Regions from separate parts of the Mus musculus genome. Here region 1 is linked to region 2. Evidence: chromatin loops called from intact Hi-C (ENCODE). Cell type or tissue: gastrocnemius. All regions are shown on one strand. Each heading gives the region's core, and the rest is flanking DNA. Links, peaks and the distances in the headings are about the cores only.

Region 1 (2,932 bases), core at 161-2,660, 77 kb before region 2:
CAGGAGTAACATAGCCTCTCTTTTTCCAGTTTATAAACTTGGGCAGGTTAACAGACAGACGTTTCTGGACACTTTTCCCTTTCTTGACAGTTGGGACTGGGATTTCAATCATCACTTTCCTGAATTTTTCAAGTGTCTTTAAGGAAAAAAAATGCATAAATAATTGAAAAGCAAAAGACACGAATGAATTGAAGAGAAAACAACATTGTGATGCTATATGTGTCACAGTCACCATGTCACCAAAGGCAAACCATGTCACCAAACTCTCTGAGTTCTCTCTGGACAGTTCCAAAATTACCAACCAGACTGTATGTTTTTCCATGTTTTATTTTCCACTTCTGCCATTCAGCATCCAAAATGGGATCAGGTGATGGTGATGATGAGGCCATTACCAACCACAAGATGGTCAGGAAGACAGCAGGAGTCATATCTCAAGAATATAGAAATATAGAAAGAATATAAAAGAAATAAAGAAAGAATATAGAAAGGTGTGACTGCACCAACACTTCTAGAATACCTTCTTACTCCTTCCTGAGAAAGAATAACATCCATGGTAGTTAAAATTATTTGAACTATTCTTCCAAATATTTATACAAAGATTTTGAAAATGACTAAACATATATTTGGACTAAAGGCTCAATTAATGAAATTTACTTTATCCATAAAAAAGCCAAGCACCTGGTAGAATTAGAGAAAGGAGAAAATTTGATCCATATGTAATATATGAGAGATAAATGCATACATAAATAGATGATAGATAGATAGATAGATAGATAGATAGATAGATAGATAGATAATAGACAGATGTATAGATGGACAAATAGATGACAGAGAGGTATAGATGATTCGATAGATAGATAGATAGATAGATAGATAGATAGATAGATAGATAGATAGATAGATACTGGATGGATGTGTAGATAGATAGATCAATGGATAGATACAGACAGATCGATAATAGATGATAGATGATTGATAGATAGATAGATAGATAGATAGATAGATAGATAGATAGATAATAGACAGATGTATAGATGGACAAATAGATGACAGAGAGGGATAGGTGATTAGATAGATAGATAGATAGATAGATAGATAGATAGATAGATAGACAGACAGACAGACAGACAGACAGATAATAGATAAATAATGGATGGATGAATAGACAGATAGATAGATAGATAGATAGATAGATAGATAGATAGATAGATAGATGATAGATAGATAGATAGAGGATAGATTTGTGGAAAGATAGATATGGTAGTTAATAGATATATAAATAGAAATAGATAGATAGATAGATAGATAGATAGATAGATAGATAGATAGATGATAGATAGATAGATAGATAGATAGATAGATAGATAGATAGATGATAGATAGATAGATAGATAGATAGATAGATAGATAGATGATAGATAGATAGATAGATAGATAGATAGATAGATAGATAGATAGATAAATAGATAGATAACAGATGGATGGATAGGTATATAGGAAGACATGGTAGATAAGAGAGAGAGAGGGTGAGAGGGAGGGAGAGTCGGAGGGAGAGTGGGAGGGAGGGAGGGAGGGAGGGAGGGAGGGAGGGAGGGAGGGAGGGAGGGAGGGAGGGAGGGAGGGAGATGCAGCACATGAAAACAATTCTAGGAATGTGAACTGCATATCTACTAGAAATTTATCAAGATAAATTTATAAGTTCAAAATCTATAAACCTATGGACTTGTGACATAGGTAACCTAGGATTTTTTATACAGCAAAGCTTCTCTAAATAGCATAAGATTTCCTCATGAATTGGGGCCACACAATATCATCATATTCCTGCCTGTCATACATGAACAGATGGGCTTATTTTGAACTTTAACTCTTGACACCTCCTCACAAAAGTGGGGGAGTTCTGCAGCTCCTAATCCATCAGTCCCAACCTTAGGTCTTTGGAACAAAACACATTACCTCAGTGAGATAGAGGCACCAGTGAAGGGGAGGTACTAGAGAAAGCCATTTTAAGACATTCTCTCTTAGGTTCTTGACTAGAGACACACCACCTGATACTATATCTGCTCATGCCAACCTTGAAAAGCAGCTTTTTATCCAGTGATGATATGCAAGAAAATTATCTCTGTAAGCTCAGGATGAGATGAACATGTCCCTACTCTATGACCAGAGGTCAGTCTCTCCAGACTGAACCAGACTTTCATGTGATTAGAACCTATACAAACCTGAACACAGAAGATGTTGGGTTTCCTTTCAAGCTTCCCCACCTTTCTCTACCTTCAGAAAGCAGGGACACTGAGGTTAAGAAAATAGTCTCATTCCTGGGCTGCTGATTGAGTATCCATGGACTCTCTCATGGATCTCTCCCATGGACACTTACTTTTCTGCTCTGGTGGATACAGGATGCCACCTGTTGTGACTGCTGCTGCCTCAGTCCACTGCACAGCTTTCTGAAGGCTACTGAATTCCCGAGATCTAGGCCAACAACACTTTATTAAAGCTTTAAATCCCACGTCTCTGGCTAGTCAGTCCAACCCTTCAACCTTGGCCTTCTTCTGATTTCCTGTATAGTTATGTGATTAGCCTTTAGGCTGCAGACCTATAGGCTCTAACTAGATCTTATCTCACTTGTCCTTAAGGGATGGCTGTGGGCCGGATAGTTAGCCTTTCCACTGGTAATCACTTCATATGTGACATTTTGCTTGATGAGTTGTGCAAGGAAAACATGGCTTTCTTCGTATACCAGTACCATATTTCCTGTTCAATCTACAAATTGGATGAGATCCTATGAGGACACAAGCCTGGGAATGACTTTTTCATGACTCTAAGGTATAACAGGCATGGCTTTCATAGGAATCTTTAGGCAAAATTGATTCCCAAAGAGACAACAATATTCAAGGCTAAAACTGAAAGGCAATGTGAATTTCCTTGCTCTCAG
Region 2 (2,932 bases), core at 338-2,837:
ACATACACACACACACATGCACACACATTCTCAGATGTATAAAACATCTGATCTTTTATAAATCATGCAAGGAATTTAAACACTACAAGAAATTAGGGACTGAAAATCATGTTATCAATGACAACCATTTCGGTCTCACTGTCAATAAGAAATTTTCATAGTGGAGAAATGTATATTCATATAAAGGTTTTACATATTCTCCATGTTTGTAGAAGTAGGATGAGCTACATGGAAACCATATCAATAGGCATTGCTTCAAAGACAGTACTACGATAACAATAACATAAAAAAAAATCCACTTACCTTGTCTTCATATGGATAGGTTGCCTCAGACTCTAGACCTCCCTTTTCCATCAAATACTTAAAAGAATCTAACACACTGCCTGCATGACAGCCACTTCCGTCAACACAGTCCACTAGGTTCTGTACACTCAGAGGGATCAGTTGGCCTGTTTTCCGGAACATCTGTCCTTCTATGGCACCAGTAACAGAAATAGCCCAACAAGAATTACATGCAATCTAAGCAGAGAACAAGAGATAATCTTTCACAAACAAATAGCAACTCCAAATGAGAAAGCTGAATACTGTGTCAGAAAATTAACTACTTGCAGCTGACAGAAGTATGTCAAGAGAAGGTTAGTCTTCCTTGGAGACTTGAATGCTGTTGTTTTTTGTTTTGTTTTGTTTTCCGGACAAACACTGATCATTAAGATACATGTATATAAGGGCAGAGTATAAATAGTAATGAAAGATGACATGAAGTCTAAATATGATGGTAGATACTATGTGGAGATGCAATAATAAGGTAATTGTGCATGGAAATGATCTATATGCCTTGTATAAATACACAAGAAGAATAAAAATTTCATAATTGAACTCACTCAACACACAGACGTGCCCCTTCACAATTTCCTCAGTGGCTGACTAAGATGGGCACGTGACATAGCCATACCTGTGTCCGCACAGGAGTAACATAGCCTCTCTTTTTCCAGTTTATAAACTTGGGCAGGTTAACAGACAGACGTTTCTGGACACTTTTCCCTTTCTTGACAGTTGGGACTGGGATTTCAATCATCTCTTTCCTGAATTCTTCAAGTGTCTTTAAGGGGAAAAATACATAAATCATTAAAAAGCAAAAGACACAAATGAATTGAAGAGAAAACAACATTGTGATGCTATATGTGTCACAGTCACCATGTCACCAAAGGCATTCATTTCCATGGTGAAACCATGCTTCCCCAGGCCATTCTCCCCATTGTGCAGTTTGATCTTTTTCATATTTTCTTCCCATACTGCTCTCTTCTGTCCTTCTTCCTCCTAGAAATAGAAATAATTGATGACTTGTTTTTAACCACTGCAGAAGCTGACCAAGAACTTGATGCAATAGGTGAAGAAAAGCCAGAGAGACAGTTATCAAGACACTGAAGCAAACAATTTGAAACATGTCTAGGAACAGAGATCCTGACCACCCTATGCTTATGTGAGTTCATGTAATTCTTCAGAAAAAGGCAGTTTCTATGACCTCTATTATGCTCATAACCCCCAACAGCAAACTCTCTGGGTTCCCTCTGAACAGTTCAAAAAATACCAACCAGACTGTATGTTTTTCCATATTTTATTTTCCACTTCTGCCATTCAGCATCCAAAATGGGATCAGGTGATGGTGATGATGAGGCCATTACCAACCACAAGATGGCCAGGAAGACAGCAGGAGTCATATCTCAAGAATATAGAAAGGGAAGAGAAATGAAGGTGTGACTGCACCAACACTTCTAGAATGCCTTCTTACTCCTCCCTGAGAAACAAAAACATCCATGGCAGATAAAATTATTTGATCCATTCTTCCAAATATTTATCCAAAGGTTTTTGAAGTTGCTAAATATATGTTTGGACTAAAAGCTCAATGAAGGACATTTAGTTTGTCCATAAAAAAGCACAGCATCTGGAATAACTGAAGAAAGGAGAAACTTCAATCCAGATATAATATATGAGAGATACATATGTAAATAAATAGATGATAGATGGTAGATATGTAGATGAAATATAGATGATAGAGTATATACAGATGATAGATAGATAATAGACAGACAGACAGATAGATGATAGATACATACATACATACATACATACATACATACACACATAGATATATAGATACCTAGTTACATAGTACATAGGAAGAGAGATGTAGCACATGACAACAATCATAGGAATGTGAACTGCATATCTACTAGTAATTTATTATGACACACTTCAAAACTTATGAAACTGTGGACTTGTGACATAGGTAATCAAGGATTTGTTAGAAAGCAAATCCTTTCTTACATAGCAGAATATTTTCTCACGAATTGGGGCCACACATCATCATATTCCTGCCTGACATACATAAAGAGATGGACTTATTTTTAACATTAACTCACAAAAGTGGGGGAGTTCTGCAGCTCCTAATCCATCAGACCCACCCTTGGGTCTTTGGAACAACACACATTGCCTCAGTGAGGAAAGAGTTACACAGAAAAGCCTTTGTGAGACAGAGGCACCAGTGAAGGGGAGGTACTAGAGAAAGCCACTTTAAGACATTCTCTCTAAGGTTCTTGACTAGAGACACACCACCTGATACTATATCTGCTCATGCCAACCATGAAAAGTAGTTTGAATCCAGTGGTAATATGCAAAAAAGTTATCTTCGTAGGTTCAGGATGATATGAACATGTCCCTACTCTATATGATACCAGATGTCAGCCTCTCCAGATTTTCATGTAATAGGAACCTATAGGAACATGAACCCAGGAGATGTCAGGTTTCCTCTCAAGCTTCCCCATCCTTGTCTACCTTCACAAAACAGAACTACTGAGATTAATAAAGTATCCTCATTCCTGGGCCACTGATTGAGTATCTACGGAGTCTCTCAAGGCTTTCTCCCATGGACACT

Evidence for each region. Peaks named below come from ENCODE experiments on the same cell type or tissue, not always from the same donor. Only the 100,000 strongest peaks of a DNase experiment are listed, where the experiment ranks them.
Region 1: a loop joins it to region 2, with 18 times the contacts of the local background. A loop is called at or near these places in 6 of 42 quality-filtered maps.

Annotation. Positions count from the first base shown.
Region 1 is chr13:61,489,902-61,492,833 of GRCm38, forward strand. It overlaps the pseudogene Ctsm-ps2. Among named protein-coding and RNA genes, the nearest start is that of Ctsm, 50 kb to the right of the region's middle. In gastrocnemius, for the core only: no CTCF peak of the experiment used is centred there; no DNase peak of the experiment used is centred there.
Region 2 is chr13:61,567,103-61,570,034 of GRCm38, forward strand. It overlaps Cts3 (cathepsin 3), which reads right to left. Exons shown (of 8, transcript NM_054092.2): 2 at 1,593-1,720; 3 at 1,195-1,317; 4 at 953-1,099; 5 at 304-519. The coding sequence starts at 1,718. Among named protein-coding and RNA genes, the nearest start is that of Cts3, 1.6 kb to the right of the region's middle. In gastrocnemius, for the core only: no CTCF peak of the experiment used is centred there; no DNase peak of the experiment used is centred there.